Regions from separate parts of the Mus musculus genome. Here region 1 is linked to region 2. A link is a loop called in an ENCODE intact Hi-C map of the cell type or tissue named here. Cell type or tissue: heart. All regions are shown on one strand. Each heading gives the region's core, and the rest is flanking DNA. Links, peaks and the distances in the headings are about the cores only. Region 1 overlaps 4930500H12Rik (a long non-coding RNA gene). Region 2 holds the start of Gm41472 (a long non-coding RNA gene).

Region 1 (5,390 bases), core at 261-5,260, 110 kb before region 2:
AGGAAGAGGAAGAAGAAGAGGAAGAAGAAGAAGAAGAAGAAGAAGAAGAAGAAGAAGAAGAAGAAGAAGAAGAAGAAGAAGAAGAAGCAGCAGCAGCAGCATGATTTCTGTTTTATTTCTAGTATCATGTAAAATGTTTGCATATTTGGAAATATAAACATGGAGCAGGGGATCCTGGAAGATGTTTTAGCTTGCAGGCAGGAGGACCTGAGCTTGGATACCCAGCAATCACATGAAAAGCTGGATGTGGCAGTACACAACTCTAATCCCAGCATTAGGGAGGCAGAGACAGTGGCTCTCTCTGGAGCTCAGGGGTCAGCTAGCTTGGTTGAGTCAGTGAGTTCTGGGTTTAATGAGAAACCCTGTATCAAAAAACAAACTCCAGATAACCTGAAGAAGAGACACAATGTGATGACGTTAATCTCCAGGTGTTACCCAAATCTGTGTTTTGAAGATGAATATACAGTGTATGTATGCACACACACATATACCTCTATACCTCCCCACCGCATACACTGGGCAGATAATATTTCAAACTCAGGTATTATGATGTTCATTATAAAAATAAATTCACTCTGGAAGACGTTCTGCCTTGTTATGTAGAAATGTACTTGGATTTCAGTTATAATGATTCCAAGATTACTCATCATATGCAATCAATTTATTATTTTCAATTATTTCTGTCTCACCTTAAGAAAAAAATAACTTCACATCTGGCTTGCAAATTTGTGTATTTCAGGACTTTGGTTCCTACAGAATTTTGTCAGGCAGCTATAATTCCCATAGTTCAGCATTTGACATTGTTAATCCTGATCTTTTTTTCCTTTCACTTACATACTCTTAGCCTTGTACCTGGATGGTGACGGCTCTTTGTGTTAGTCTGAGTAACCGGTTAATATCGGTGTAAACAGAAGGGCAGTTTAGATTTAATTGATTTAATTTAGTAAGAACTTCTACAAATCACCCAAAGAAAGACAAGCTAAAGTCATGAAGCAGTTTTCTAGAAGTCATTCAAATCGTGTGGTTTCACTGTTATCAGGGCTCCTCTGTTCTGATGACTCTTGTCACAGTTTTGCCACATTCACTTGAATTTTATGGTCCTTAGCCAGTGTGATCTTCCACTCCCTCTATTACCCAAATTCCACTGCCACAGAGAACAGTTTCCTCTTTATACAGCTTTCTACATTCTATAAGAGTGTAGAATATAAAAGCCAGTGTATCTATGACACATTGGTTCTCACAGTCATAACTATGTCCAGCTGAGGGATCTATTGCCCTTCCCATCTCTCAACAACTTCATATATGTGGTTCCTGCCAAGTACATACCAGTAGTGGTCTCTCCTATGTTGACAGTAAATTCAGGGACAACTTAAATCTTCTGTAGTAGATTTTTTTAAAAACGGACAAATTCTTTTCCTCTCTGGACTCTTTGGCCAATGTGATGTTTAGCTACTCTAACGAAGAAGCAAAGTTCACTTCCTCACCTTTTATTAGCCAGTACTAGCTCTGGGCCTTGCTGTGCTCAGTGGTATTTAGCAGGGACAGTAACATTGTTCCGGCAAAGAGTCAAGTCTCAAAGATGTCAGAAAGCCATGAGATGAGACTATATTCCATACATAGCTTGGTAGGCTGAAAGAAGGGAGTGGGTAGCACAGGGTCCCCCGTGGAACAAGGCAGTTGCTCTCTGACCCATGAATAAGCCTCGGTTGTTTCAGGGTTTTGGATCAAGTTGGGCATATATCAGCTAGTTTATAATACTATCTATTTAGTTTTTGCTTTATGTGTACATGTGTATATGTATATGTCGGTCTGTAGGTGATGCAGGTGCTAATGGAGGCTGGAAGTCCATAAGGAATGTCCTAAAGTTCAAGTTCTAGGTGTTTGTTAGCAACCCAATAGGGTTTCTCACAATAGGATGCTGGAGACCAAACTCAGGTTCTTCAACTACTGAGCTATCTCTCTGGTCCCTGATTAATAACATTCTTATCAAAATTTGTCCCTGACCTCTGTCACCAGCTAATGAACTTCTGAAATTTGAAATGAAGAGTCTGTCATTACTAGGCATACTATGTGTACAAGGACACACACAAAAAAAAACCTACCTACCTACCTATCTACATACATACATATGTATCCAAACATATCCATTCTTCTGATAAGCAGCAGAAAAATAAAGTAACGGAATCCTATTATCTCTGCCTGTGAAGTATCATGGTACAATCTTCAAGTCCGGTACAGTTGCTGTTCTTTTCAGCAATTTCTATTGTGGCAGGTCAGGTTTCTGGAACACTGTCACAGGCAGGACATAAGGCTTTAACAACACCCGCTGTTGCTGCGAACAAAGGCATGATGAATTGATACAATGCTTTTCCTTACGCGCTATGGGTTAGCCTGAAAGGGTGAAGCAAAGCTATCTGCTATTCACAGTCCAGGCAAAGGCTTCCCCAGCTCAGTGCAGCGCGTGATTCATCTGTGCTGTGTGTCTTATGGTCCACCTTCCAATACTGCAAACCAAAAAAAGGCTCCCTAAAAGTGATTTTATATATAACTTCCCCAAACGCCCCCTCCCCCTGCCCAATTTGCAGCTGTATGAAATATTTCTACATAATCACATCTGGAAGGGCTTGTCAGATGCGCAACTTCACTGAGTCCAAAAATTACTTTCATTTAGGACATTAGACAGTTCGCATCCAGTTAAGATGAGGACACGCAGCGATGCAAGCCAAATGGAGCTATTTCAAGAACGCGTCGCCGCTTCTGTGTGGAAGCTATATTTTTAGCAGGACAGCCATCAGAAAACATGCTTATTATTTTGACAAAATAGCCTCGTTTCTTTAGAAAGATCCACATGAAAGGCTGACTGAGTGAGTTATTAATCCAGCTTTTGTTGTTGTTAGTATGGATTTCGGTAGATTTCTTATCCTTCTCTTTTAAGCTTAGAGCTTCCAGGTAGCCAGTATTCCTGCTTCTATCTCCTCCCATCTCATCAATTTCCCTCACCTCAGAGAGACTCAAATGTATTCTGTATATTGTGGTAGTTGTAAAACTCAGCCTTCCAGGAAGATTTAAAACTGTCCAGAGCTGTGGTGACGGAAGGGGTGTGACTTGTGCGGACTGCCTCAGAACGGCTGCTAGGACTCACTTTTTGTTTATCAAAGTATTATGTGGAAATAAATTTCTTTCTTTTTTTTCTTTTTGTTTATTCTTCTCTCATATATTACATCCCAACTACAATTTCCCCTGATCCTACCCCAGTCTCTCCTTGCTGCTTCCCCTTTCCCATGGATCCACCGTTCCCCGCTTCACCTCTCTTCAGAAAAGAGCAGGCCTTTCAGGATCATCAACCAAATATGCTATAACAAGCGACAATAAGACCAGGCACATATTCTCATATCACGGCTGGATGAGGGTGACACTAGCAAAGAATCCTAGCAATGGGAGAAATGGAATCTGAAACTCCATCCTCTGCAACCAGGCGAGGTCTCAAATTCAGGGACTGGGGCCCCGACCCAGCCCGAAAACCTCCGACCTGTAGTTTTGTCCTGCTTCTAGGATGTGCTAGGACTGGAGCCTAGCAAAATCGTCATCAGAAAAATCAGAGGGACTTCATCCAGCAACTGATGGGAGCAGATGCAGAGTCCACAGCCAAATATTAGGCTGAGCTGAGGAGGAGCGAGAGGAAGGATCCCAGGAAGTAGTGGGGGTCAAGGACAGGGGCTCAAGGGGCTTTAGCAGAGATCAGGGATCCTGCATGGGTCTGACCTCCGTCCTCCTCTGCATTTATGCTATGGTGGTGCAGTTCGGTGTTCTTGTGTGACTCCAAACAGTGGACTGCCTCTGACTCTTGCCTGCCTTTAGAACTCAGCGTTCACACTCAAGCTGCAAACGGAGTCCAGGGCTCAGGCAGTCCAGGTGGAATCCTGTTAGGTCCCTTCTGGCTGTTCAAATACAAACAAACAAGCAAGGGACTCCCAGGGATGGGAAAGAGCCTCGGCTGTTTGCTGTGCTGGGATGCATACCCAGCTGCCTAGTCTTTGTTCCTTCCGAACAGAGTAAATCTCGGGAAATTTTCGCTCATAAAAGACAAAGAGGCAACACAGGGGAGTCTTAAATAAGAGGAGCAGACTCTGAAAGGTGTCAGTATAAGTGGTTTTGAACAAAGGAAAATGAAACAATGTTCACCCTAAGAATCCGAATTACCTCTTTTTTTTTTAATTGAGTAAGGGGTGGGGGTGAGGCAGAATAAAATTCACTTTAAAGAAAAGATGAAGTTTTAAGACTGTGAATAGTGGGGGGTGCATTGAAAGGAGAAAATTTCACCTGAGGCTTACCAGTCTGAAATTAATGTCTAAAATTTCCCATTTTCAATAAACAATGACACCTTTCCCCCCCTCTCATTTACAAGCCATTCCCTGGAATTAATTATCTCGTGTATACATTTAACATGCACACATGTCTATTATGCACAAGCACCGCTCACCCATGGCATATGGATTAAGGCTGCCTTGCCTGTACTTCAAACAAAACCATCGAATCTCCTTGATGAGAGATGTAGTCCTGATGCTATCAGGGTTACTGATAGACTTTGAATATATTGCCTAGTTCATCTTGATCTCTCTCCCCGCCTTTCAGAAGAGAGAATGGGGAAAATGGTCCTGGATGTCCTCTCTAGCCTTGGAGTCGCATAATTTATTACAGTACTAGCAGATTCAGATCTGTCTCTCTGCCAGACGGCGGCTTCTACACTCTTCCTTCTGTGGCAACATTCCTCATCTACAGAGCTTTCTGTCTTTTCTGATAGTCTGCAGCCCGATAGTTTCTATTCTCATCTTCTCTTGTGGAGTGTGTTTCTTTGAGCAAAGAAAGGAAGGAAAGAAGGAAGGAAGGAAGGGAGGAAGGGAGGGAGGAAGGAAGGAAGGAAGGAAGGAAGGAAGGAAGGAAGGAAGGAAGGAAGATAGATCAAAGTGGGGCCAAGTACAGCACCAACCATACTAAGGAATGACACTGGGAACATTCATTGCTTCCACAGGGCACAGCAATAGCAGTCTCTCACACATGTTGGCTTTCTGAAGCTGCCCATGGAGCAGAATATTTTACGATATTAAAATGTATTATGGTACTGAAATGTATGACTCACGTACTGCATGAAGTACCTATCTCAATAGACAACACAGGGGATGTGTATGTAGTAGCTTAATTTGTATGTAGTAGCTTAATTTGTATATCTATGACCTGAATTATTGTGACTGAATGAAAAATTTGAATAGCTTAGCTCCCAAACATGAAAAGATTAAGAAGTTGCTCCTTAGATCCAGCTGGATTCTCTCCTTTATGATTTCTCTTTTTATTTTCACTTTCCTCATTATGTACTGAATTAAAATATGTATTTA
Region 2 (5,390 bases), core at 168-5,167:
CCTGTGGGATATGTATGGAACATGACTAAATTAATGACGAATTGTGTTTTTGATCCTTTATGTACATCTCTGAGTCTCAATATTCCTAAACTTAAACCCTCACAAAATGATGTCTGAAGTTTAAATTTCCTACGTAACTCCCTTGTATGCCAGATTCTTCTAAAACAGGATTGAAGGATGTTTGATAGGGTAATTGCCACTAGAAGTGACACTGCTCTGAGATATGTGCTTCTGACATTTGATTTGTCACCCGCGTCTATAACTCAGAAGCAGAGGTTTACACACACTTCCAACTGTTAGTGAAACACGTCTCGGATTCATTTTTATATTTCTAATTTTGATGGCCACTTTTATGATCAGACATATTTTATAAAAAAAAAGCACCATCCTTAGAATCAATATTCTGTTTACAACATTAATTGAACATACAATAAAAGTAACCATTAAATAAAGTAATAGATTAAGCAGTGTATAAATAACCATGTTAAAGCTGTAGGTAAGCAATTGATTATGGCATAAATCAATCTTTCCCTTTTGAAGATACTCTAAGTCCTCTAAAATGATTGCAGTTCTCATAAAGCCCCAAACAAAAATAATAACAATGCATGACTTTCAAGATGTTTATTACTCACAATTCTCAAGGAATGTGTTAGATGCAAAGAGCTAAATCATCCAGGTGTCATCCACCCTCTGACCTGTGACCCTATTGTCCTGCTCTGGGAAGTATCTGTTGCATCGGAGATTTTGGAATAATTCAGCTTAATACAAATAAAATAAATATGTACACGGTATATTTCTTGGGATTAGCTTCTGACTTTTCTACCTACAATAAGTCATCAAAACATAGGTATGAAAACTACCTCATCATAACCAATGAATGACCCAACATCATAGCTTTGACATTTTGGATGAATACAGTGAAGTCCATGAGCCACAATTTTTAAAATGTAACCAATCATCAAATAGGTAACTAACAAAAGACAAAAAATGCCAATTATCATTCATTTTAAGAAAAAATTCTTGAGCTGGTAGCTGTTGAGGAGTTAGCTCAGTTGGTAGGGTGCTTTAAGAACCCAACTTCAGAAGAAAATGTGGTCAGCATCAGATTGTAATTCCTGGTCTTCCTAAGTACAGCTGAGTTGTCCCTGGGGCTTTTTCATTAGTGTGTCTATCAGCACCAGGTGAGTGAGAGATCGTCTCTCTCTTTCCGAAAAAGGGGGAAGGGTAGGATCCGAAGAATGCCGCATCAGGTTTCCCTCTTGTCTCCACATGCATGCTTACCCAACTATATGCACACACCCCTTACATGTGCACACACATACACACATAATTCTCATATATATATGTGTGTGTGTGTGTGTGTGTGTGTGTGTATGAGAACTATATATGCGAATTATATATGAAAATATATATGAGAATATATATATGAGAATATATGTGTATATATATATATATATTAGTGTGTGATTATATTATATAATTCCTTATTTTTCTTATGGACATTCTTACATTTATGGTGGCTTAACAATTTCAAAGAAAATATCTCATAAAATTGACACATATAGTCTCTAAACATTTTTCAGAATGACTGTTCATACCCATTCAAACTATATACCTGACACTAAATGTCTGAAGATATCTCCATGATCGATTAAATTTTTATCTTTCTACCTAGGTACTTAGAACATGTTAGTTTAAAATGGATGGTATTCAAACCTCATTACTATCTTCCTTACTGAATAATAAGCACTGGGTTTCTAAGGAAGTGATAGAAACATAATTTTATTTCAATCATTTCATTCTGTTATCCAATTACTTTATCTTGCTTATGCTGCCTCTTTGTATCTTAGAGACATCACTGCCCTGAGATAGAGTGTGAAGTTGTCAAGATGGATAAGAGAACGCGGGTTACTATGATGGTCACATGCCTACTATCTAATGATACACAAATCCACGAAGATCAACATGTCTCACTCTCTTTCATAGGATATAAAACTCTTTTCCGGGAAGGAGAGAAGAATAGTAAAGAGCTACCGCATTCAGTCTTCCAAACAATCACATTCATTTGTATGGTAAGTCTGAGGGGATGGTAAAATTTGGAAACCAAAGGTTTAAAAAAAAACATGGTCCATTTTCTTTTGTTTGTTTTGACTTTTTGTTTTGCTTATTTGCTTTTGTATTGAGACATAGTCACTCTATGTAATCTGGTCTGACCAGGTTGGTCTCAAACTCTCAGAGATCCACCTGCCTTTGCCTCATGAATTCTGGGATTAAAGGCACTATTATTTTAAGCTTCATTTTTAAAGTGGAGACTTGGGAAGAAGACCATTTTCAGGTGTAATATCTTGACCTCAGACCATAATTGTGACCCAAACTAAAACTTCTTTCTTTATAATGCACGCAGTCTTTGGTATTATTAGCAATAGCAACAACAACAATAATGGATTAGGATGCTGGGTCATTCCCTGGTAAACAATCTTCTTTAACGGATTTATGAAATGTGTGGATGAATCACTATCTCAATGATTTTCCAGAGCAAAGTTAGAATATTGAATCAGGGCATCAATTCACTGAACCCACTTTCTGCTCTCATATTAAATAATGTCACACTCTGCACCATTTTCAGTTTCTATATATTCTTTGTTAGAAGAGTCTATTTATTATCTGTATTGGAATAACCTAGTGAAATAGAAAAATAAAGTGTCTTATGTCATACAGAATAGTTCAGCAGTATGCCAGGATTTTTATCTCACCTAACACGAACAAAAGTCAAATGTACACGTTTAACTTTGCCTAATAAATATGATTACTTCATTGCTAAGGAGCCTAATAAAAGAAAATCTACTCATAGAAATCGTGCTCCAGGGACGTAGATAGAAAAGAGTTCTGACCTAATGAGGGTGTGGTGTTTGTTTTGTGTCTCAAAAATCCTTCAACAGCTGGACGTCTGGGTTAAAAACCAGACATGAAAATGAATAAATAAAAATAAAATAACAAAAAAGCCAGACTCAACAAATACTAAAAGCTATTATTCATCGTTTTATTAGCAACAGAAGCAGAGCAGTCATGGTTGCTCAAGGAACTGTGCTGTGGTTCCCCTGTTCTCAATGGGTAGTGCAATGGCACCTGTGAGAATTACAGTCTTTCAAGCTTCCCTGCGTCTTCTGTCCCTGTCAGAAGTTTCAGATACTTAGTGAGTCCCTCGCAACTCATTTCAGGACAGAGAGCAAACACTTTTTTTTTTTTTCACACAGACAGATAACAAGTCCCAGCACCTTTCCAGAACATAGCGTGCCTGTATAAATAACCCAGTGTAGCTTCCGTGTTCTCAAAATAGCTGACTTGCTAAGGTGCATATTTATGATACAGACGCAGAAGGCAGAAGCAAGTGTAGAGTATAGTGAGCCCCATTATTTATTATGCCTAAGAAAGTCTTCGTTGGGGGGCCTTGATTATTTCCCTTTCCTGGGAATAACAAAAACCCTCTTGGACAACCCAAACACTTTGTAAGGGTATTGTCTCCATCTTGACTGTCTTTTCCAGTCCTAGTCCTTTTGAGATCTTTGTAAAAAGCGCCCCCCTCCCCCACCACTAATAAAGCACAAGAACCCATTGCTCATTTTCCTCTTGTGTTCAGAGAGGACTTCAGGAGAGTCTTTTCGAGGAAATTGGGCGCACAATCACAGAAACAATTCTGTCAGAACACAAACGCTGACAAGAGTCATTCTGGTGGAGGTCTTTTGAAAAAAAAAAAAAAACTTTCCATTTGGCATGTGTGAGGCGATTAGGGATGATTGCTTCTCTATCTGTGGAGTCAGACCTTAAACTGTCTTGCAGTTGAACCAAGATTCTGTTTGGTGATTTTTTTTTTTTTTTTTTTGCCTTGATGTTGGGGGAAGGGAAAGCAGTTTATAAAGAAGTGAAGGCCAAATGGCCATGTGGTACAGGTATTGTGTCCTTCCTGTGATTTTTTTCCCCTCCCTAATGGGAGTTCTTTCTGAGCAAATGAAGGGGAGCTACCCCCAGTTATTTTACAGGCACCCCACCTAAACTTAGCTCTTGTGGTACAGAGCAGGGTACAAAGAACTACAAACATGTTGCTATTGTTTTAATTGAAAAATTAAATTCATACAGAATGATCTTATTCTAATACAATGACAGATCTTGGGATAAAATCAGTTCATTTAATTTTGCATAGTTAAGATTTCTGTGTTCTTTTGTGACCACAAATAATTGAAGTCAGGCTAGCATTCCCTTCATTGACCACATGTGTCCCCTACTGTGGTGAGAAATGGATTTCTATTTTGTACTCAGTATTAGTCAGAAGTATACACTGTTCTGGTCTACTAAGTTGAATTTCGCTCACCACCCACATACCCCAAACCACAAAGTAAGCTAAAACTTCAATCCAGGATGAAAGGGTTTTTCAGTAATTTGTTAAGGCTTTTCTTAGATTTCTTTTTCTTATGAAAGAAAAGAATACTGAAGCAGAGAGGGAATTACTCTGTTTCAGGGAGAGAAGGACAAACAAAAATGCTTGAAGCCATGTGAGGCTGCATATGGTTATTGTTCTAAACTTGGCAGAACAGCCTGTGGGTGTTAAGGGCAGCAAGAGAATTCATTATGTCTGGCACAGGAAGGACTATTTCGTTGTCTCTTACAACTTATGTTGTGAGTGTGTATGTGTATGAATGTGTATGTGTGTGAAAGAAAGAGTGTATGTATGAATGATTTCATGCACATAAAAAATGATCTCTTTAGTAGCAGAAAAGGTGACACATTTGTTGATGCTATAACCCACTCAGTGGAACTGACTCAAGTTTTCTACCAATATTCTCATTGTCTGATCTGATGTGTCATCCAAAGTAGTCATCTACTGCATGTTGAATATTTAACATAAACTAACAGGATGATGAATATCTAATTTATGGAAACTTTAAGTGGTAACTCTTGGTATTTGAATTATTTTGATATTTATATTTCTGAATCTGTGGTCCTCTTCGAGGCACATGTTTTCTTTGCTTATGATTTCCAAATTCAATCTTTTATAAAGTAGAGTGAGTAAACTTTGCATAGATGGCCTTTCTTGATACAGAACTATATAATTTTGATTCCAATGCATTCAAGCATGCCAGGAAAGCAATTCTGCTGGCATCCAAAACATGATACTGGAGAGTATTTGTGCTAGAAGCTAGAAACTGAGCCTAGAAAGGCAAGAACACAGAATCATTTCCTTCCTTTGGTATGCATACATTTGGACACTCCATCAACATCTTGGGTCTTATCTGTTGCACATATCCAAGCAAATTCCAGGTTAAAGACACTGTACTTGAATGTGTTTAAAGTATCTAAAGAAAATATGGCCAGTCCCTGGGGTTTGAATTCCTGTG

What was found. A loop is a pair of places that touch in the nucleus more often than their neighbours do. Peaks named below come from ENCODE experiments on the same cell type or tissue, not always from the same donor. Only the 100,000 strongest peaks of a DNase experiment are listed, where the experiment ranks them.
Region 1: it touches region 2 in a loop (2.5-fold over the local background); 2 of 42 quality-filtered maps call a loop at or near these places.

What each region holds. Positions count from the first base shown.
Region 1 is chr16:73,365,010-73,370,399 of GRCm38, forward strand. All of the region lies in intron 3 of 4930500H12Rik (a long non-coding RNA gene), which reads left to right. Among named protein-coding and RNA genes, the nearest start is that of Gm25699, 55 kb to the right of the region's middle. In heart, for the core only: no CTCF peak of the experiment used is centred there; no DNase peak of the experiment used is centred there.
Region 2 is chr16:73,479,089-73,484,478 of GRCm38, forward strand. It overlaps Gm41472 (a long non-coding RNA gene), which reads left to right and starts at 2,017. Exons shown (of 3, transcript XR_876158.1): 1 at 2,017-2,072. In heart, for the core only: no CTCF peak of the experiment used is centred there; a DNase peak (open chromatin) is centred at 3,283.